Regions from separate parts of the Homo sapiens genome. Here all the other regions are linked to region 4. A link is an interaction called in ENCODE POLR2A ChIA-PET data of the cell type or tissue named here. Cell type or tissue: MCF 10A. All regions are shown on one strand. Links, peaks and the distances in the headings refer to the core of each region. The heading gives the core; the rest is flanking DNA.

Evidence for each region. Peaks named below come from ENCODE experiments on the same cell type or tissue, not always from the same donor. Only the 100,000 strongest peaks of a DNase experiment are listed, where the experiment ranks them.
Region 1: POLR2A ChIA-PET joins it to region 4 with 10 read pairs; 2 of 35 experiments call an interaction of 5 or more read pairs at or near these places.
Region 2: POLR2A ChIA-PET joins it to region 4 with 23 read pairs; 2 of 35 experiments call an interaction of 5 or more read pairs at or near these places.
Region 3: POLR2A ChIA-PET joins it to region 4 with 27 read pairs; 2 of 35 experiments call an interaction of 5 or more read pairs at or near these places.

The regions. Positions count from the first base shown.
Region 1 is chr6:143,230,881-143,236,612 of GRCh38, forward strand. The region is part of intron 3 of AIG1 (androgen induced 1); the gene reads left to right. Among named protein-coding and RNA genes, the nearest start is that of AIG1, 170 kb to the left of the region's middle. In MCF 10A, for the core only: a CTCF peak has its summit at 2,162 (motif pointing right); a DNase peak (open chromatin) is centred at 2,171.
Region 2 is chr6:143,223,753-143,229,484 of GRCh38, forward strand. All of the region lies in intron 3 of AIG1 (androgen induced 1), which reads left to right. Among named protein-coding and RNA genes, the nearest start is that of AIG1, 170 kb to the left of the region's middle. In MCF 10A, for the core only: no CTCF peak of the experiment used is centred there; a DNase peak (open chromatin) is centred at 2,379.
Region 3 is chr6:143,422,993-143,428,644 of GRCh38, forward strand. ADAT2 (adenosine deaminase tRNA specific 2) reads right to left here. Exons shown (of 6, transcript NM_182503.3): 5 at 5,620-5,652; 6 at 1-5,514. The coding sequence ends at 5,471. Among named protein-coding and RNA genes, the nearest start is that of ADAT2, 25 kb to the right of the region's middle. RefSeq lists an enhancer at 4,477-4,546. In MCF 10A, for the core only: no CTCF peak of the experiment used is centred there; no DNase peak of the experiment used is centred there.
Region 4 is chr6:143,331,060-143,336,791 of GRCh38, forward strand. AIG1 (androgen induced 1) reads left to right here. Exons shown (of 6, transcript NM_016108.4): 5 at 2,223-2,386. Among named protein-coding and RNA genes, the nearest start is that of ADAT2, 120 kb to the right of the region's middle. RefSeq lists an enhancer at 1,908-3,107. In MCF 10A, for the core only: no CTCF peak of the experiment used is centred there; DNase peaks (open chromatin) are centred at 2,232, 3,322 and 3,772.

The DNA.
Region 1 (5,732 bases), core at 622-4,621, 100 kb before region 4:
TTATTTCAGCCTTTCAGAACCATTTGTTGCTCCTTAAATGTACAATTAACTTTCACACCTCCCATTCTTGAATTAAAATGTTGGCTTAATCACATCACATGTGGATGACCTTGGGAAAGTCAGTTACACTCTTTGGCTTTAGTTTCCTCATCTAACAAATAGGCATAAAAATAAATGAACCGCCACCCAGCAAAACTTTCTTAAAGTTACTGGATATCATATAGTATTGTGTAAACTGTAGTAAATTATACAGATATAAGAGATTATAATACTTTATCTTAACATCTCTCACAGTGCATAGCAAGTGTTCATTACATAGGTGTTAGAGAATAAATGAATGCATACCACTGATGTTCAGGTTTGAAATGGCATTTATTTCATTAAGCAAGCATTCACAGAATGGCAGTACCTAATGCCGAAATAGTGGAGGAAGGATTTTTTCCTTCAAGATAGTGAAGGAGACTAACACCTAAAGAGGTAATTACAAATAAGGTATTATGCTAATTTTTAAAATAGACATAAGATGAGGCGCATTGACTTAGCTGGGAAAGCTTCCCAGAAGAGGTGATACTGAAGCTGCATCTTACAAGATGGGGAGGAACTATCTCGTGAACAGAGTGAAAAAGGGCTCTCTTGGCTGAGGGAGCATGGGCATAGCTATAGACCAGTAACGTCCAGCAGAAATATAATGCAAGCCACAAATGCAATGCAAACCAGATTAAACAGAAGTTCAAAGAAAGTGTGAAGTTAGCTGTAATAGTATATCTTATTTAATTCAACAAATACTAAATGTTACCATCTAACAGATAGCCAGTATTTTAAAATTATAAAGATATTTTACATGCTTTATTTTGTGCTCAAATAAATCTTCAAAATCTGGCATTTACACTTACAGCACATGTCAGTTTAGGCTAATCATATTTCAAGGGCTTAATAGCTACATGCATGTTGTAGCTACTGTGTTTGATAGCATACGTATAGATGATGGAGGAAAAGCCCAGAATACTAAATAAACCATGAGTTCTTTGATATGCCTCTGGCACAGATTCTAGGTGGAGACTGGTGGAAGATGAAAGGGAAATGTAGTCAGATATCAGAGCATGAAGGCCTCAGATACCAAGTCAGGGGATCTCTCCATTTAATCATAAAGGCATTGTGGAGCCTTTGCCACCTTTGAAAGATTTTATATAGATCAGATTTGAGGTTTTGAAAGATTCCTCTGGCAAATGTGTGAAGGATCAATTGTGGGGGCCACAGTGCAAAGAAAGTTGGAGGTATTTCTCAATCTGTTCTGTTTCTCTGTGTTTAATGGAATTTTCATATAAACCCCAGCAATTAGTAGACAGGCAGCCCTTCTGAATTAGCAGTGTTTCCTGAGTTTTTAATTCTACTCCAGAACTTCATGAGAATTAAGGGTATGGTGGAAGCAGAGCTAAGAATATCAGGTGTTAAGACAGAAAGTCTGGCATGTGGACACCCTGAGGCTCAGGCGGAGCAGCCCATGAAGTGCGGTTCTTAGTCAAATAGACTCTGTCCTCCACCAAACCATGGTGCACAGGCAGTACACCATCACCAAATGCATGTGTGCAGGCCAGCTGTCCCTGATTGTAAGGTATACATCAAAGGGAACTATCCACCATCCCCCAAACACCTTCTTTGCCAAGATGCTTCTTACCCCTAAACTCTAGATAATAATCCTTCCTTTGAGGTAAAAATTGATTTTTCTAGCCCATCTTTTCTAAAGAGGCAAATGTCTTGAGTAGGTTACATGTTTTTATCACCATAACCTGCTAATAACTGAGTTATTTGCTTCCCTTTCCCTTTATGGCAGAATACAAGCTTCCCAAATTCATTTTTCTCCCCAAAATTGCCTACTTCACAGGGTCCTTTCTTCTTCCTTTTATTTTGCCTTTCTGCCAATTTTGCTCCATGGCACCATATTAGCTCCATTGGCCTATAATCCAAAATTCTGCCTATCAGTACATGTTTATGTGTGGAAGGTGGTGCAAATGGACATAGACACTTAAAGCGATGTCCTTTCAGAGTCACACTGGCCATGCCTCCTGTTTCTTCTGTTCTGGGAGCTCCCAGGCCTATGCTAGTCCCCCTGAGCCAAATAATGACAACTGGCATGTGCATGAAGCAGTCAGCAAGCTTGGAGGCCACCACCAGAGGGAGGTATTGCCCTCTCTGGTGGAGTTGATATCCATGAGTCTCACTTCTGGACCCCTGGGATCTGCCCCCACTCCAGGCACCACCCAACCCTCTTGTCCCGGATGTCCAGAAAGGGGTTGAAGCATGAGGGGATTCTTATGGCCATCACCTTGGGGGCACGGACCATCAGGGTGGCTCTGCCTCGCACTGCAGACATTTTTTAAATCTGAAATTTAAAACCCAAATTTTTTAATCTAAAATTTTTTACATTTTAAAACCAAGTCCTGAGATTATATGACCTTGGGTGATTATTTTGCTCAAATTAGAACCCAGGAAATTTGGAAATATTTGGTGGTTTGACGAGATAAAGAAGAAGGGGGAAAATGAACCCTGCTTATGTATTGTTAAAAGGCAAACCATAGACAAGTTAAATTTAACAGACTTTGATTGAGTAAAGAATGATTTGTTAACCAGAGAGCCCCCAAACCAGAGTAGGTTCAGAGAGACTCTGGCCCTGCCACGTGGTCAAAGAAGATTTATGGACCAAAAAAAAAAAAGAAAAGAAAAGAAAAGAAAAAGAAAGCTGATGTGTAGAAAACAGAAGTGAGGTATAGAAATAGCCAGATTGGTTACACTTTAGCATTCATCTTATTTGAATGTGGTTTGAATAGTTGGCCACGTTTGATTGGCCTAAACTCAGTGATTGGTAGAAAAGTAGGTTACAATCTGTTTACACATTCAGATAGGTTACAGTTCACTATGTGCAGAAAACTCTTTAGGCTGAATTTCAAGTATGTAAGCAGTAGCTTTAGGCTAAACTTAATTTAACAGTATGAATGGGGAATTGCCTTCACTTTGCTGTGCCACATGTAAATAATTGTTATTTTTTTCTCTAGCATGCACATAGTTTGCCAAGTTAGTAAATTATTAGAAAGTCTTTTCTTCTTTCTTTTAAAAAAAGAACCTGTACTTTGGGTGAGATGCCGCTGGGAAGCCAGCTCCGTTGCCTCTCTGGCATCTGTCCATGGTGCTTGAACGGCAGGCAATGATACTCTGAAAACTACAAAGACCCCCCTAAACACACCTCTGCCCATCTAGGTCGGGGGTTGGTGGTCGGCGGGGGGACTATGTTGCTGTGAGGAGAGGAAGACTTGGACTTTGACAGTTTTTCCCACTGTTAAGTAAAACCTTAGGCAATTAGCCTTTTCAAAGGTAAAAGATTTCTTTTTATAATCTCTTGTTACACAAACACACACACACTTATAAAAGAAGAAAAAGTAATGTTGCTCAGGAAAATTGCAACAATGAGATTGACTCCTGTTGCTTTTGTCAATTGCCTTCTTTCAGAAATAGATTAGAGTGATGAGTGAGAATGCCATAAATATCCTAAGGGAGTTCCCCAAAGAAAAGAGAAAATCCTTCAGAGTTCCCCCACCTGGTTGGGAGCATCAGATGTCTTTCAGGAGCTTTGCTTCAAAAGAGAAGAAAACATTGATTGAGAGCTGACTAGGAATTGTCTTTCTTTGGGAAAAAGAAATAGTTCAGTTATTGGAGAAATAAGTAGGAAGGGGAAAAAAGTACCCATCCATCCAGTGTTGTCTCGCTGGGGCTTCCCTTTTTTTAACTGAGATTTTCAAGTGTTCTTTCTGGAATCGGGTGAGTGAGGATTCCTCACACAGATGCTGATTAGGATATTTCTGTCAGAAAAGAATGGATCAGAATTAGACTCAGGAACCTAAACCAACACCATTGATAATAAGATGGAACAAAAATGCTTGGACCTTTAATTTAGAAAGTGGCCTTTCATGACTCATGGTGGATATCCCATGATACATAACATGAGCAAACGCTACTTGGGAGATGAGGATGAAATGAACTCCAATCAGATTGTCTTGGAATGTGGCAAAGGGATTATTCCCTCTGAGTTAAATGCACTTCCCTTCCTGGGGCGGGGGTGGAGAGGCCTAATCATTACTACATAGCCCTGCATGCATGCATGTATTTATTCATTCATTCATCTGTCATTCATTGAAGGCCCACTGAAAGTTAGATGATGTGGTAGGAGGTAGGGATTTAAAGATGAACAACAGATGACAAGCTGAAATTCTAGTGGCAGAGTGGAAAATGGTGACATACAACCTAAGGTGGTAGGCTATGCCCCGGGTGCTGTGGAAACTCAGAAGACAGGATTTTTCATCAAATGAGATGCTTTGAGGACTTTATTCCATGCAAGTTTTTTTTTTCCTAAATAGAATTTAGTATTTCCTTTCATCATTGCTGGTCTCTGTGAGGACATACGTGTTTCTGTAACACTGGAAGAAGGAAAAACATCTGAAATTTGTATAGATACCTTTTCGCTTTGTGGCATGTGGTCATATTTTATAGAATAATGGCAGGGAAGGTATGTGGGAAATGTACATATCTACAGGACTTTTCTGACCTGAAGCTAAACCTGTGCATGAGAAGGGGAGTACATCAAAGAAGCTTCTGGAATGGAAAATGGTGGCCTTTTTCTGCTAAATGCCTCCCTGGCATGCCATGTTCCCAGGCTCCCCATCTCACTCTCTTCTCCCCTGATTCATTTGTAGGGGAAGAAGAAAAGTCTAGGTTCCTGGCTGAGGCCCCTATAACAAAGATAAATAAACAACAGAAAAGGATACCGTTGTATTTAGGTTTTACGTGACATGGATGCCTTCCTAAGGTAAAGGAAGACCTGAAGAAACAGGGAAACCATGTATTTTTTATGCTAGGTTTAACACAGAAGTGGATAGTTATGAAGTATAATTGGACTAAAAAGTGTGATCTACTGATAATAAACTGGAGGAAATCCTGTTTTTTCCAATTCTTCTCTTCAAAGATAAAGATGCTTCTTTCCTCTGGATCTAGGGAGGGCACCTCTCCAATGAGGGTCTCCCAAGCTTTGCTTCAAAGAAGGTAGGGCAGGGAAGGGAGGAGATGAGAAGACCTTCCTACTTCTGCCATTTTCCCAAATTCCTTCAGCTTAAAATATTTTCGGGTATATATACTGAACCCCATCACATTTTTATTTTCTTGTATTTAATAAGCCCCAAAAATGTGAGGTTTTATTTGACCAGGATATCTGGTTTCTGTTTCCTTTAATCCTGGGAAGCCTTCTTGGGCCTTACGAGTTGTGCCAGTTCTCATGAGTTGAGCGCATACGGCTGGTGTCCCTCCTGGTGACCTTCGCAGCCATCTGGGCTGGGGCCTGTGTCTGTCCGGCTCAGCCCAGCGGGGCAGGGCCTCTGCCGTGAGTTTGCAGATGCCTCATTCGGACTCCGAGTCTGTGACTCACGCCATCTGTTGGTAATTTGTCGTTGTTCTGGAGTCAGGAGTTTTCAAAGGATTCAGTCTTTGGTGTCCCTTCACAGGTGCACTGCCTGTGATTTTCTGACACCCTCTTGCCATCCGGCCTATGGCCAGAGCCCAGCACTGAGTCAAGCTACTGTGGATATAATGATGTTGTTCTTTGCACTTTAGAGAGCTTCACACCAAGTTCCTGCCCCCTTCTGAGCGAGTCACACTCTTTATGGGACTTGTTTGAAGTCCAGCCAAGCTGG
Region 2 (5,732 bases), core at 772-4,771, 110 kb before region 4:
GACAAAAATTGAATAACTACAATTTATAATGTTCTGTTCTATCAATGAGCCTTCTTTTTAACAGAATAACTATTTTTTATAAATAAATTGTGATTTATTTTAAATTAAATTACTGGAAATCAGTCTAGTCACCAGCTTTAATTAAGAAATAGACTACCATCATAAGGGCTGTAGTGTTGATTTTAAAATTGCAAATAATTTTTAGGGGAAATTATGATAGCCCTCATAAGACCTCCTCCTCCTCCCGAACGTCTCCTGCCTGCCCTGCCTCTTCTGTGTTACGTGCCTGGCCACTGCAGGAATCTGAGCTGTGACCTTTGTCCTGCAGTCTCGTGCTTGGTGATGTCATCCGGTCCCAGGGTTTCAACTCCTGCATCTGTTGATTTGGAAGGCACACAAATCTGTAACTAGAGGGTGATTTCGCTCCTGAGTTGTAGCCAATGTCACCAACTGCTTCAATGTCTTTCCAGCGCCTTAAGACCACACATCCAAACCGGAACTCCTCATCTTTTACCCTCCCTTTCCTCTTCCCAACATCCCTATTTCCTTTAATGGGCATTTCCCACCCATGACCTGCCATTAAGTTGAGGGCAGGAAACCAGGAATAGTAGGAGGTTCTGGGGTTTGGAACTATGTGGGTCTGGATTCAAATCCAGGTTGGCCACCTCTTGGTCAAGTGCCATTAGGCAACTCACTTCTCAGATCTTCAGCTTCTTCATTTGTAAACAGAGAATTGTTTGGAGAAATAAGAGAAGAAAAGTATATTAAAATTTGGTTGTGTAATGTATTATCCAAACCAGAGCATATTGACAGTGAATGTGGCTATTGTTAATAATTATTCCATGACCCTCCAAAAAAGACAAAATCTTAAGCTGCACCAAGCAAAACAGGATGTGTGTTCATTCTACGTGTTTAGTGCTATGAGTAATGTAGTAGGTCCTCAATAAATACATGTTCCCTTTCCCTTCCTTCCTGTTATAACAATGTTTGTCTTCAGTATTTTCTGAATCTGCCTGTGGTTTCCATCCCTCCTACCCCTACAGCTGTCCTCAGTCCCTGACATTAAGACCATTGTAATGTTCTCCCAACCAGGTTCCTTGCCTTCCATTTTTCCCGTCTAATAGATTCCATGTACGTTTGCCAGATTAATCTTCTGAAACCACATCTCTTAAACCATTCTCTGCCTCAAGACCCCTTAATGAGTGCCCATTGCCCGCTTAATAAAGTTAAAACTCTACAGCATGGTATTTAAAAGTCTTCCTGCTTGGAGTCCAGTAGCTTTCCTCCGACTTAATTCCAAGCACTGTCCTTTGTCTATACCAGGTTCTTGGCAAACTCTACCATTTCCCAACAGCCTTGCCTTCCCTGACTGCTGGAGTCTTCCCTCCTGTCTCTGCCTGTTCAAATCCACTGTCCTTTCTGCTGAAGTGTGGCCTCTTCCAGAAAGGCTTCCCTTGTCTGCCCAGTGAGAAGCTCTCCCCCACCCTAAATTATCTTAACAATGTTTTATTCATATCCCTCTCTTTTTTATATTGTAGTTGATCAGGTTCATGTCTTAGACATCCCACAAGGAAGGGGAATGGGAGGCAGTTCAAGCCTCTTTGCCTCAGATAATTCACACATGAGAGGAATTCAGAAAATGCTTGTTGAACAATGAATAAATGACTGACTGAAAGTCATTTTTGCCTTCAATAATTAAATACTGCCATTGCTTTATCTTTAAGTAAGCAAAACTTCGTAAAACATAAGGCAGGTATTCTTATTTATTTTGCTTCGTTTAAGAACTAGGAGATTGAAGTCTTTACTATTATTGACAGTAAAGATTCTAAAACTACAAATGACTTTTTCCTGCATCTTCATGTTGATGTTATTAGCTTTATTTGCCTAAAAGAGGCAGCTTATTTAATAATTAGAAAAAAAACCCTGTAGCTCCAAGAAGCGAATTTTACATATCATAAAGTAAAAGTCAGAACCTGCTTACAACTCAGGTATTGGAAAACACAGTTTGTCTCATTGACTGCCTGTCCCCAAACTCCAAACTGTATGGGGCAACTTTGTCTTGCTTTTCCCTTGTTTCTGTTTCAATTTTAGAGGCGAATTTGTATATATTTTAATGTAAGATGGCTCTACTCTCTCTTTTGGCATATTTGTTTTTATAATTGTTTTATAGTCAATAACACATATACTTTTTTTAAATAGCACATCTGTGACTAAGGGAATAGGTTTTAGCAAATTTAAAAAACAAAAAAAATTGCTCCAGATCTCTTTAAGAGAAAGCTGCTCATTTGCAAAGAGATCATTTGTAATTGCCGGTGAATCTTGTGTAATGATGATAGAGAAAACCAGTCATCATTGTTCTCTGACTTCTGTTTCAACATTTATCCACTTGTTTGTCTTACAAAAGTGCTCAGGTATAATGACAAGAGTCACATCTGTTCAGGCTTGCCTTAAAATGGCAGTTACACATTCCATTCTTCTTAACTATATATATATATTTTTTTTTTTTTGAGATGGAGTCTCACTCTGTCACCAGGCTGGAGTGCAGTGGGATGATCTCGGCTCACTGCAACTTCTGCCTCCAGGGTTCAAGCAATTGTCCTGCGTCAGCCTCCAAGTAGCTGCGACTACAGGCGTGCCCCACCGTGCCCAGCTAATTTTTGTATTTTTTTTTTTAGTAGAGATGGGGTTTCACCGTGTTGGCCAGGATGGTCTTGATCTCTTGACCTCGTGATCCACCCGCCTTGGCCTCCCAAAGTGCTGGGATTACAGACCTGAGCCACCACACCCGTCCTCTTCTTAACTTTTTAATTCAAGAGATCTTTTTCTTTGCATTACATAATTCCCCAAATAATTCTGTTAGCTGCTGCAAATATTTTTACCAGACTTTCATCTCAGTGTGTGTTTTTGGAAGTGAAAATATAGACAGTTAATTTTTATTGAATTTAAAATAGGTAGGCCTCAGAATTAGCATAATTTTGTGAAAATTGTGTAGAATCTACTTAGGTGGCCATTAAAAATGAATGGAGTTAGCAAGGGGTAGCTAATTCCCATCCTCTCTCAGGGAACTCTGGGATGTCAAGGCAGGCCACCAAGGATCTTATTTTTATGAAGAACCTAGTGCCCTAAAGCAAGCTTGTCCAACCTGTGGCCCGCAGCCGACATGCAGCCCAGGACAGCTTTGAATGCTACCCAACACAAATTTATAAACTTTCTTAAAACATTGAGTTTTTGTCTTTTTTTTTTTTTTTTTTTTTAGTTCATCAGCTATCGTTAGTGTTTAGTATAGTTTATGTGTGACCCAAGGCAATTCTTCTTCTTCCAATGTGGCCCAGAGAAGCCAAAAGATTGGACACCCATGTCCTAAAGAAGATAATTCACTGTCTGAACTTCTATCATCAAATTAAGTCTCTTGAACAAAGGTAAAAGACTTCTTGGAAGTCAGAAGGTTGTCCCAGAAAGCAAGAATTTTACCTGTAGCCAGTCAGTCACCCTGTCAACAAATGCTTAGTTATGTCCTGGGCCCTGGACAAAGTGTTGAGAATGGGATTGGAAACAGCCCAGCAGGGTCCTGTGTGGAGTATGCTGTCTGGTGGAGAGGAGCCATTACAGCTGCCCCGTGCCCCTGCCCCGTGCCCCTCCTTCATCCCCATTTGGCCCTATTGGCATCAGAGGAAGACTTCGGAAAGCACTAAGGAGAGATAATCTTAAAGTGTCCTCCAGCCTGGGGCCTGGAAAATTCTAAATTCTTGGATCTAAGAGATTGTAAAATTGAAAAAACAAAAGCACAAAAACAGGCTTTTAGGGCCTAAAATATTCCAATAACCTTGCAGAGTCTTATCCTCCAAATATAGGCCAAAAGAGCTTGATCTCTTTGGAGTAATTTTTTTTTTCAACATGGAAAGCCCTGACTGATATTTTAGGGTTCTTTCAACAGGGTTCTTTTGATGCAAAAACGAAGATTTAGTGGCCATAGGGGTTGGGTCTTGGAGGACCTAGGGGTGGGCTGGCAGCATCTACTATCAGGGTGCACATGCACAGGGACCCAGGACAGGCCAGGAGGAGCTGGGGCCATCGAAGGACCGAGCTGCAGGAAGAATGGAAGAGCATGGGTTGTCACCTCATGGTCCTTAATGTGACTCAGCAATTCCCCCAGAGCTTGCTGCATTCCTCTTTATCTGTTAGGTATCTATTATCTACCTCCCTTAACCTCCTCTCTTTCTATTTTATCTTTCTCTGTAGTGAGTTCAAACACTTTAAAGCCTGAAACTCTTTCTTCAAGTAACATCTTATATTTAAAGCTGATAAAAACTGAACTGCAAAGTGGCAGTAGGCTCAGCCCCTCCCACTCGGACCTCCCCTCATCCCTGCACCAGTCCCTGTGTTACCTCCAAAAGAACCCCAAAAGCAGCTTGGAATATGCTTTGAAAAATCTCTGCCCTGCCCTCTTAGATTTGGTTCTCTCATAGTTTACTGTTCTCCGTGACCTACAATGACCACTTTAGGCCCCCAAGGGGCTGTATTTTGTTTTTTTCGCATCAGGCCTCTTTACATACAGACTGGACTATTCTTGAATGAAGCGCCCACCTCTGACCAGTCAGTTGTGGCCAAGGCGAAGATGGAGTTAAGTTGTACAAAATGTGGCTAGGTAAGGCTACCTCTACAGCGGGGACTGAGAAAGACGGTGGCCCTCTGCAGGACTGTGTGTGGGACAGGCACCATGACTGCCATGTGTGGGTGGAGCAAGTGTCCCAACACCAAAACTAGGAGAGTCTACAGGCAGGCAACAGCATCAAACAGCCACAGACCCACATAAGGGAGAGAACAGCTGAGGAGCAGGAAAGAGGATTTGAGTCGCCATTAGAGGGTGGGACCACATTTACTTGGACAAACGAGAGGGACTCAGAGGGCTTCGACTCTGGGACTATTGAAAGCTCAAAACCAAATGAAGAAAAGATTGTCACAAAAGTGATGAATTGGCCCCAAGATGGGTGTGGTCTGGGGAACAGGGAAAATAAAAGTAACCTTCATCTGCTCCTTTGTGTAGGTGTGGAGCTCGCTTTTAAAAAATGTGTTCTTTTCATTTCCAAGATGTCAAGTATAAAACGCCAACTCACTTTAAATTTAAGAGTTCAATTCTTATTCTCTTAAAAGGCAAAGGTTGCTTTTGTGGCCACATGAGACACTGCTTTGAAGGATGCCTGGCTAAGATCTTTTTGGCAGTGCCGGATCATGCCATTGCCATGATAGAAACCCAGATTTGGGGCCAGTAGGAGGAACTGTGACTCTCCAAGCCAAAGGAGGCAGAATATGGCCCTAAGTGGGCCCTGTGCTTCAGTAGGGGCAAGGCCTGACTCCAGGAGTACCCTTGGACTTGGCCTTAAGGCAGTGTGAAGACAGCAGCTCTGTTTCTTGCAATTTGAACAAAGCACATGAAACAATTTGTACTTACTACTCATATATGAAGACTTTTGCCTCCAAAATGGAATTGGTTTGGAGACTTAAGTTGTAATTCTGGCTTTGACACTACCTTAGTGTGTAATTGTATTCCACTTTTTTAACCTTTTAGTTTCTTTTTTGGTGAAAGACATATTCACTTCTAATATATCCCAAATTGGGAATCCCAGCAAAGCATTCCTACAACCTGTTGTCCATTCCCTTCTAGCCTCTCTGGAGTTCTATCACAAACAGATAGGTGCAGCTTGTTGGGAAAAGTGTATTATTTTATCATGTAA
Region 3 (5,652 bases), core at 1-4,000, 91 kb after region 4:
CTTTTCAAAAGGAAAAAACAAAACCATGGTACTGAAGCAATTCACCATGAGCTGTACAATGAGCCACATCATTCGGTTCCAATCACAGAATTTGAACAAGCAGCTTCCAATCTCAGCCTTTTACCTACTCTAGACCAGGGGCAGCTAACATTTTCTCGAAGGGCCAGACGCTAAATATTTTAGGCCTTTGTGAGTCGCATGGTTTGTCACCACTGCTCAACTCTGCCATTGTAGCACACGAGCAGCCACAGACAACACAGAAACAAATGGGCATGGCTGTCATCCAATGTAACTTTATTTATGGACACTGAAATTTGATTGCCATATAAGGTTCATGGGTCACTAAATATTATCCTTCTTTTGATTTTTTTTCAATCACTCAGAATTGTAAGACCCATTTTTAAGTCATGAGTGGTACCGAAACCGGCAGCGGGCTGGATATGGCCCATGGGCCATACTTTGTGGACTCCTGCTCTAGATTCTCAAGTTCATGCTTCAACATGTTAAAGAAAAATTTATTTTGACACTTGTTAAGGTAAGGAAGACTTAATTCAGGACTACAGTGATAGGTTTTAAAACTATCGCAGGTTTTAAAACTATCCCAACAAGAGGAAGAGATCAGGCTCAGCTCTGAATACAACCAGAACATGTGGGGGTTTATAACTAATGGGCAGAGTGAGGGGGTCAGTGATTAGGAAATTACTAAGAGGAGATATCAAGAGTAGAGTTCTTGCAAAATGAACTTAACAGGCTTCTCGTTGAAGGGAGGCCAAGGACTTACACATCAAAAGTAGGGGATGAGAAATTTCATAGATATTGGGGATGTGGGATTCTCTCTAAACTAGCTTAGCAGGATTCTTGCTAAAGCTGGGCTGTATAGGCCCATCAAGAATGGGGGCCAAGGTGGAGGCCTGGTTAAAAAGAGGACTTAGGGCCTGACTGAAGTTTGGTCAAGGAGAGAGCCTTTGTCAAACTACACCATGAAGCCTCCTTAATAGTCATGGATATGTGGTGTTCAACCCAATATCCACTTAGAAATCAGGTGATAAATAGTCACGAGCCTGTTTTCATTAGCTCAACTTGAAGAAAATGTAAGATCCTAAAGATGTCAAACTTTCAGCAGAACTCACCAGTCTAATCCATAAAAATCACGTCGCCCATCGCTCCTTTCCTCACTACACAAAATTAGCAATTTACAAAGGAAATAGTTGGCAGTTGTCTTCATAGATGAAGTCAATGTAGTCTTATTCCTTTGCCAAAAGGCAGAGAAACCAATTCCTGGTGTCTGGTTTCCCTGGGGCTATAAGGCCAGTTCACGTAGGACCACTGGGAAAGACAAGCTTTGGCATCACCACAGATTTTTAACAAGGCGCTATACTACTTTTAAAAAAGATTTAAGTAATTTTTTCAAGAGCTTTGGCTTTTGCTATTTTTACTGACATTTTGAAAGTAGCAGTGCTTACAACATTTTAAGTCTAGATGTCTCTATGGAAACCCAAGATAACTCATATTTTATGACCAAATGACAACCTACCTAGAGTGTTTATCCCATTGGATCACCATAGGTCATCTGCAGTATCAGAAACATCTTAGGTCTATTTTCCAAAACCCTATCTTATCAGGCATAATGAAATTTATATAATTATTACTTTTGCTGAGGAGGAAATTAGGAAGGAAAGAATTTATTTCTCAGGCTTAATTTTGATGCTTATTAAGATATCACTATTTAAAACATTCTTATTAGAAAAATTTTTTTTATCAATTTTGGCAGACAGTAAAAGAGGAAGAATGCAATCAAATAATTTAATAGTTGCTTTGAAATTTATGTCATTAATTTTCCTCCTCTCCTTTCCATCAGTGTCAAATACATTTTCTGTTTAAAATGTAACAGCTCCTCTTCCCACAGACTGCTTATTCATTGCAACAGAGAAAAAAGGTAACTATATAGTGAAGGAATAGGACAACACCTTGACCAGATGACCAAAATTGACATCACCTTGGTGTGACGGCCTTTGTGTGCCTCCAGATGTGATATCCTGTGAGGAACTTAACATCAACCAGCACCTGAATCTAATCACAAGAAAATATCAAATAAATTTAAAACAAGGACCATTCTATTATTTAAAAAAAGAAGAAGAAAACAGAAAGGAGGCAAAATGACTGTATTATTTAAAAATGTCAATGTCATAAAAGACAAAGAAAGCCAGTGAAAATGTTCTAGACTAAAAGAAGCTAAAGGCAGACCGGTGCAGTGGCTCACGTCTATAATCCCAGTGCTTTGGGAGGCCAAGGAAGGAGGATTGCTTCAGCCTAGGAGTTCAAGACCAGCCTGGGCAACATAGTGAGACCTTGTCTCTACAAAAAAAAAAAAAAAAAAAAATTAGGTGTGGTGACATGAGTCTGTGGTCCCAGCTACTCAGGAGGCTGAGGAGGAAGGATTGCTTGAGCCAGGTTGAGGCTGCAGTGAGCTGTGATCATGCCACTGGACGACAGAGTGAGACCTATCTCAAAAAAAAAAAAAAAAAAGAAAAAGCTGGATTCAAGACAAGTAAATGTAATGCTGGACCCTAGACTGGACCTGGGATTATAGGGTAGTGGGAGAACTTCTTTACAGGACATTATTGGGTCAGCTGACAAAACTGTAATACAAATGATAGATTCAAGTATATCAATGTTAAATTTACTTAAGTCAATAACTATACTGAAGCATTTCGGGGTAAAGGGCCATGGTGTGTTGTGTTTGTGTGTGTGTGTGTGTGTGTGTGTGTGTGTGTGTGTGTGTGTGTATTTTATATATATATACTTTTCCCAGTAAAAAGTTTAAAGAAAAATTAAGAGTTCTTGCCTACACTGAAGCTCTTGGCCATCTATTTTCTCTCCATGATACTCCAAATACAACACAGGAAGAGATGGTTGTGCCAAGTAACAAGAAAGCACAAAGATATTTTAACATGATCTTTTATCAGTGATTGAAGCCTACCAAAGCATTACATACCACCCATTCTCCACAGTTTGTTGCAAAGACCAGCAAACACTGGATAACTCTAGCAGCTTCTAAATGTAATCATTTCCCCCTAATTTCTCTCAACAGGGCAGTGATTCTAAAACCTTTTTGTATCTCACCACTTTCAGAACTATTTTGTACACAAAACAAGTCTTTCAGCTGGTGTCTTGGACAGGCACTATCAGTATCAATCAATGGAATTCAAGCTGTTGAACTAGGACATCTTAATATTTTAACCCGTGTCTAAGTAGCTGGGGAATGTGGTACTCAGGAAGCTGAATGACCTCAACATATATCCATAATTCCTCACTGTCACTTGGAAATTGCTAGCAGAATTCCATAGAGCTAATGTCTATGACACCCTCAGTGGTCCTGCCCTCCAATCTGCAGTATGCCATATTAATGATTTTCTCCCAAAGCGATGGAGGGAACTGTGCCCCAGTCCAAACATTTAGGACAGATTTTCGATAGGTTAATTACTGAAGAGGGAACCAAAAAGATGGTAAACCACAATTAAATTGTTCAGCTATGCTTCAGAATCAGGAAACACTACTTATCCATCATTCTCCAAAACAGCAAAGACGGAACATATGTATATTGTTAAGTCTTTTCTATCCTTCCCTGTCTATCACTTTATTATTTCCTTCATTCTTTTAGTAGCGACAGTCTCTGGGCTAGAATGCTCATATACTATTTTCGGCTTTGGCTTTTTGTCCTAGATAGTCTTCTTATTCACTTTTCCCCAAATTTCAATCAGTAATTTCATTTAGCAAATGTTTACCAAGAACCTACTGGACATAAGATGCTCAGCCAGACTTACTGGGTGGTACTCTAGAGAGGCAAAACTCCAGGTTGGTTGTCCTACAAATAATCCCCAAGAAAATGATATGAACACAATAAATGCAATGAAATCTGCTTGCAGGAAAGCATAAGAAGCCAGAAATGAATTACGACCAACTGCAAAAAGGAACAAACTAGTAGAAGCACTAAAATTCAATGAGAAGATAATTTTTAAAGTGGATGAAATTGAAGGTGCATGTAACATTATCACAGATTTAAAATCATGCATATTCTCCATAAAACTTTTCAAATGCAGTTAAACACACACACACACACACACACACACACACACACACACAAAACCAAGCAATTATAAGTCCTCTGAAGCATGTAACTGTGATTAGCTGCTACTCTCAGCAATATAAAAATACTTTCACCACAATTACATTCCAGCCTGTAATGTAATTCAAAACAAACAAGTCAGAGACATCGCTCAAATGACAGAACCAACAAATACAGATGCTTTGCATCAAGGAAATGAATCTACTGAAGAAATGCAACTGAGGAGCAGCAGCCCCTCCAGGGCCTGGAGCTGAGCTTCTGGTGGAACGGCGAGGCCCCCTTCTGGGCAGAGGCACACAGTGCGCCCAGAGGGCTGTGCAAAGCTGCCCTGTAGTCATGGAGGTGAACTGGGGACTTCCTGCTGTGGATACCCTTTCCAGTGTTGTGTTCAAAATTTTACATTTTAGATTTTAAATTTATTATATGGATTATAAAAGAAATAACCATTTGTTTCAGATTAAATTGATCATTCTATTTTTCAGTCAGCATTCTCACCACCAAATGGCACCTATCCCCTTTACCCTGTGTTCCTTTTGCTTTTTGCCATAACTCTTATTGTCCTCCAATAAACTGTGTAATCTATCATATCCATCTCCCCTTGCTAGAATATAAGCTCCATGAGGGTGGGATAATTTGGTTTTTTGCTCAATAACAATTGTCCCATTTATGTCTTTATCTTTTAAGACTATTCATCTTCAAATAAGACATAAATAAGGTTTTATTATAGCAATATGCTATAATTTTTAAGTGACAACTCAAGCACTTGTTTTAAAAGTATGCATTTTTTCTAAATGCTTTATAAAAGCAAAGTCTTTTCTAAGGACCATATAATTATGGTCTCTATATACACAACTTATATACAATTTAGAGAGAAGTCACAGCCCCCAGTGCCCTGGAAGAACATCGTAGCTGCAAAAAATGAAGAATCTGATTCTGAAATGCCAGTCCTGGAGAAGGTGTTCTCAGGGTGGCAAACTGCAGTCCAAACACACTCCAGGTCCCTGGGTCTGGCCACACATTCTCTAAGAAGTCAGCACTTGCCTGGACTGGGCACTTGTGGCTAGAAGGGTATGCACTACTTGCTAATTTCTAAAACCTCAAACCTTAATTTTCCCCCATCTTAAAATGGGAATCAGCTTCTGGAAAAGCTAATAACTGTTTACAATTGTCAGACTTCTAAAAAGTGCTAATTTGTTCCCTTAACAGAGCAAATGATGAGAGACACCATTTTCCTGCAGATTAAAAACAATATATAAACATATGATTCAACGATGTCAACAGCTTTCAGTCTATGAATCTTGTCCAGGTCACTTTGGGTCACTTGGTTCTTTCATCAGAACATGTTCAAGATTTCTGACATTCCTTTTTCCGAACTTTCGATTTTGGTGCTGTGAAAAGAATAGAAAAGAAAAAGAAAATGAAGAGGTAAGCTCATAGCAGATTCTCTTTGTATGGATTTAAGGGAAGGACATTATCCACAACAGAAAACTGACCATTTGGATTTTCTTGTTTGTAGAAGGTCTTTA
Region 4 (5,732 bases), core at 519-4,518:
AGAGAATGCCTCTTTGCTGTAAGATTGTTCCTCAATCTTTCTTTCATTACTACTTCCCTCTACCAAGGAACCTTTGTAGACCTGTTTTTTTTTTCCTAATTTCCACCACAGGAACATTTTTTATTGTGCTAAAATATACATAACATAATATTTGTCATTTTAGCTATTTGCAAGTATACTATTTAATGTCCTTAAATGTATTTACAACATTGTGTAACCATCACCAGTATCTATACCCAAAATTTTCTCATCATCCCCCCACATAAACTCTGTTCCCGTTAAACAATAACTCCCTATTCTCCACTCCCCCGAGTCCCTGGTAACTGATAGATACCATGCTTTCTGTCTCTGTGAAATTGCCTATTCTAGGTACCTCATATAAGTGGAATCATATACAATATGTGACCTGTGTCTGGCTTATTTTGCTTAGCATAATGTTTTCAAGGTCCATCCATGTTGTAGCATGTATCAACATTTTACTCCTCTTTATGGCTGAGTAATATTCCATTGCATGCATATGCCACATTTGATTGTTTGTTCACCTACTGATGTGTTTCTATATACATATATGTACATCTGTGTGTGTGTATATATGTGTGTGTGTATATGTGTGTGTGTGTGTATCTGTGCTTTCTACATAAAAAGTGCAAAATTGTTTTACCACCAACCCCAGAATGAATTTTCGCCTGCAAGAAGAGGGGGGATCTCACCCTCATTGATAACGCAGGTTCTCAGGTATAGATCCCCAGGTTTCCTGCCAAAAATGAGGTACATGTGTAGGTAATGTTTATTATTATTATTATTATTATTATTATTATTATTATTATTTTGAGACCAAGTCTCACTTTGTCACCCAGGCTGGAGTGCAGTGGTGTGATCTCAGCTCACTGCAACCTCTGCCTCCCAGGGTCAAGTGATGCTTGTGCCTCAGCCTCCCGAGTAGCTGGGATTACAGGCGCGCACCACCACGCCCAGCTAATTTTTGTATTTTTAATAGAGATGGGGTTTCGCCATGTTGGCCAGGCTGGTCTTGAACTCCTGACCTCAGGTGACCCACCCTCCTCAGCCTCCGAAAGTGCTGAGATTACAGATGTGAGCCACTGCACCCTGTCAGTAATATTTATATGTAGATAAACCACTTAGAGTGAAGCCAAGGATAAGGAAAATGACCTCAGAACACATAAGTATGAAAAGTCATCTTTATTCCCAATGCAATAGAGTTATCTGTATTTTATTTAGTCTTCACAATTGCCAACAGTTTATAAAGGAATGAACTCAAGAATGTTTGGAAAACAGCTGTAAGCAGTCATGTCAGGACCAAGCCAATGGAGCCGATATTCTAACTAAACTTTTGAAAGCAGTGGCAATTCATGATGTTACTATTCCCACTGAGTCAAAAATATTTCTGGAACACAAAGAGAATGATTAAGTAAGAATGTAAAATAGGAAAAAAAATGAAATCAATGTCACATCTGAAGATCAGAGGAGTGGGAAGCTGGTACCTGCTAGGGTATGCATGGTTGTGTCAGCATATGGCATGAGTGTTGGTGTCTAGTTGGAAGGCCATATGGCAAGGTATCTGGCACAGACTCACCTAGGTCTTATTCTCCTGTGGTTGCCCAATGCCATATTGTCTCATTCTGTAAAGAAGAGATTTAAAAGATTGTTGAACAGTGTTAATAAAGTCAGCCATTTCAAATACATGACCAGATTGTTTAACAGTGTTAATAAAGTCAGCCATTTCAAATACCCTTCAAATATCATCAAAGACAAGTAGAGACTGAGAAACTGCCAGAGTATGAGACTGCGGAGATGTGAAGACTGAAGACCACATGGGGTCCTGGATTGGATCCTGGAACAGAGAAAGGACATTCACAGGAATACTGGGAAATTCTGAATAAAGCCTATAATTTAGTACTGTCATATCAATGTTAATTTTTTAATTTTAGTCAATTGTCCCAGGATTATACAAGATGTTAACATGAGGGGAAGCTGAGTGTGTTGTGCTTCTTCTGTGAGTCTAAAATTATTTCAGAATAAAAAGTAAATGAAAATAAACAGCAACCAAGTTTCCAGTAGCTCCTGAGTATCAGAAGCGAACTTGAGACTGGCAAATGCTGAAGCATGGGGAGAGTGAGGGAGTGTATATTTGCATCATAGCAGCTTTGATGCCTGCCATAAGAGTGACTCCTGTCCTTGTCTCCTTTCCGATTCTTTTGCAGGGTGTGCTGGGTGCATCATGTAACTGGCATGTGGGTGTACCCTTTCCTGGAACACATTGGCCCAGGAGCCAGAATCATCTTCTTTGGGTCTACAACCATCTTAATGAACTTCCTGTACCTGCTGGGAGAAGTTCTGAACAACTATATCTGGGATACACAGAAAAGTAAGTATTGTCTGAGGGAACATAAAACAAGAGAATTACTGCCGGCAACAGTCTATGCAGAGACTGAGGGAAAATTCCACTGTAGCCTCTTCTTTTAGCCTTCACACAGGATCTCCTATAAAGAGCTCCATTTTTAAAACTACAATATGAATTTAAGAGCTGCTGACAGTTACCTGAAAGTTTTACTAGTCACTTGGTCTTGTTAGCTAGTAAAACCTCCAAATCTAAAGAGGAAAGAGGCATGTCTATAAAATTTTATAGGGAAAAATGTAGTGTTAGCAAAAAATATATATTAGGGAAATTTGTCCTCATTAACAACACAATGCTGCCTTAGTTAGCTAAAGGGACCTCAAATTAAATAGATACATTATTAAATGTAACCAATCTCCTTTAAAGTCACCCAGATCTCCACTTTCTATGTGGGTGCAGTCACCTGGGAGAGGTCTTACTACCATTCTGCTAGAGCTCTATCTAAGCAGTGTGTGATGCTCCGGCCACCTTGACTCACCAGTGGCTGTCACGGAAAGTCTGAAAGTGGCAAAGAGCTACAAGCAGTAAAAGATAATATTTCGTGGCTGGAAAAACTCTTTTAACCTGTGATTTGATTTCTCTTTTGTTTCCATTTATGGCAGAGCCTCCATCTTGGCAAGGCACGTAATCTTATCCAAGCTGTGCAAAACCTGTCCAAAGTGTATGTACAATAACATAAAAATTGAAAGGTGGAAAAAGCGCCAGCACAGACATGTAGTGATTGAGTCCTGCATGAAAATACATCCAAAGGCAAGATGGTTTGGAGATTTTAGGAAGCCCTGGCTCTTTCCTCTGACACAATCACAGCATTCTAGACATCCCCAGTAAATGGACTCTGTGACACAGACATTGAGCACCCTGCTTTGTGCCAGACACCCTGCCAGGAGCTCAATGGAATCAGACAAATAACGCACAGTGAGTGCATGGTTACTGTGCATGGTTACTGAATCAGACTTTTGTGTGTGTGGATCCTCTAAGATTGTATGTGTCAGGGTATTAGCCAATGTTAAATGGCGCAGAGGAATTTGAGGGTTTCTTTTCTCATCAGCTTTTGATTTTAATCAATGTTCTATTAGAAAAAGTATCAACATTTTTAATTCTGTTCAGGCCACAGCTTGGGGAACAAGACACTAATCTTTTAATAATGTTCCACCTGTTCAATGGAAATAGTGATCTTTCTCCATTAATTTACAGAAGTATTTAGTTACTTGACAAAAATATTTTGAGAACAAAATATAAACCTTTCTCAGCTTCTTGGAAGAAAAACTGTATTTAAACTTAAACGAATGTGTCCAATATATGTTATTCAGGAAGTACTTAAGTACCTGCTTACACTTGACTTGATTGATTTGACAGTCATTTGGCCACAGTTCTACTACTTCTATGAGAGGATGACCTGAAAACCACTAGAGAGAAATATCCACTCTACATTAATAGAATACTGCTTTTTAGCAGCTTTGAATGAGGAGTTAAAAATGAATAATGAAATTAAGGTTTTTTGAATGATTTGTTTAATTTATGCCATTCTTTTAAGTAACATAAGATTGACTAACTTTTTTTAAAAATTCATTTTAGATATGAAAATTAAGTTTATGTACCTAGGACCATCTAGTTAGTTCCACAAAGACAGATGTTTTGTGCCAAGTAAGTATCATCCTCATTTACAAGAGGGGTCACAAACTGCTGGCCTCCCCCAACTTCTACCTATCAAGTTCTGTTAGGCCTACATCGTGGAATTTTTGTTTTTGAATCAGTATTTTAAAATTGGGTGATTTTGGCTGGGCGCAGTGGCTCATGCCTGTAATCCCGGCACTTTGGGAGACTGAGGCAGGTGGATCACGAGGTCAAGAGATGGAGACCATCCTGGCCAACATGGTGAAATCCCATCTCTACTAAAAATACAAAAATTAGCCAGGCATGGTGGCGTGTGCCTGTAGTCCCAGGTACTCGGGAGGCTGAGGCAGGAGAACTGCTTGAACCCAGGAGGCAGAGGTTGCAGTGAGCTGAGATCATGCCACTGCACCCCAGCCTGGCAACAGAACAAGACTCCATCTCAAAAAAAAAAAAAAAAAAAATAGGAGATTTCACATGAAGGCCAGATTTTCAGCTTCTTAGGAAATATTTTAAGATCTGGAACACAGAGCCCACTGTTCTATTCTGGTGACAATGGTTTAGAATAGAGTATCAGTTATCCCTTGGCTGGGCACGGTGGCTTACACCTGTAATCTCAGAACTTTGGGAGGCTAAGGTGGGCAGATCACTTGAGCCCAGGAGTTCAAGACCAGTCTGGCCAACATTGCAAAACTCCATCTCTACTAAACATACAAAAATGAGCCGGGCGTACATGCCTGTAATCTCAGCTACTTGGGAGGCTAAGGCACGAGAATCGCTTCAACCTGGAGGCAGAGGTTGCAGTGAGCCAAGATCGTGCCACCACACTCCATCCTGAGCCACAGAGTGAAACTCTCAGAAAAAAAAAAAAAAAACAGAAAGAAAAGAAAAAAGAATTGAGTATCAGTTATCCACTTTAGATGACTAACTTTCCCTCGTTCTCACCTGGCCACTTTACTCAGTCACATTAGCTGCCTGATTCTGTTAGCTGTTGAGTCAAAAACTACTCACTAAAAGCAGTGTGTTAGGATGAATTGAGGACATGGGAGTACAGTACTACAATCCTGAGTATTTCACATCAGTTACTATACAATCCCCCAAGAAGAAGGAAGATTGCATTGGAGCCACCCTCCTTTTTCCATAATGGTTTTTAATAGCTCAACTCTGTCTACTTGGGTAACTTATGTTAGCTACAACTTCAAGATAAAAATCACATTATTGCAGAATCTTACTGCTGAAAGAGAGATTGGAAATCATCGAAACCGACCCTTTCCTTTCACCAAAAGTAACTGAGGCCCCAAAATCTTAAGTGACCCTCCAGAACAGGTGATGGCAGAGCCAGTGCCTTCTAACTGATGTTCAGTCCAGTCTCCAAATTTCCCCTTTGTATAAGAATACCAGTTGTATTTGATTAGGGCCCACCCTGATGACCTCATTTGTAAATACTTATCTCCAAGTAAAGTCACATTCTGACTTTAAAACCACATCCTGGGGGTTAGGATTTCAGCATATGAATTTGGAAGTGGGGGACAGAGTTCAGCTCATAATACTTCACTCTCTCCCCACCAGAATACATGTCCTTCACCCAATGAAAATATTCCATCCCAACAACCCCAAACGTCTTTCAGACATCAACTCTCAAGTCCAAAATCTCATCTTAAATATCATAAAATTGGGTATGCGTGACACTCAGGGTATGAGTCAT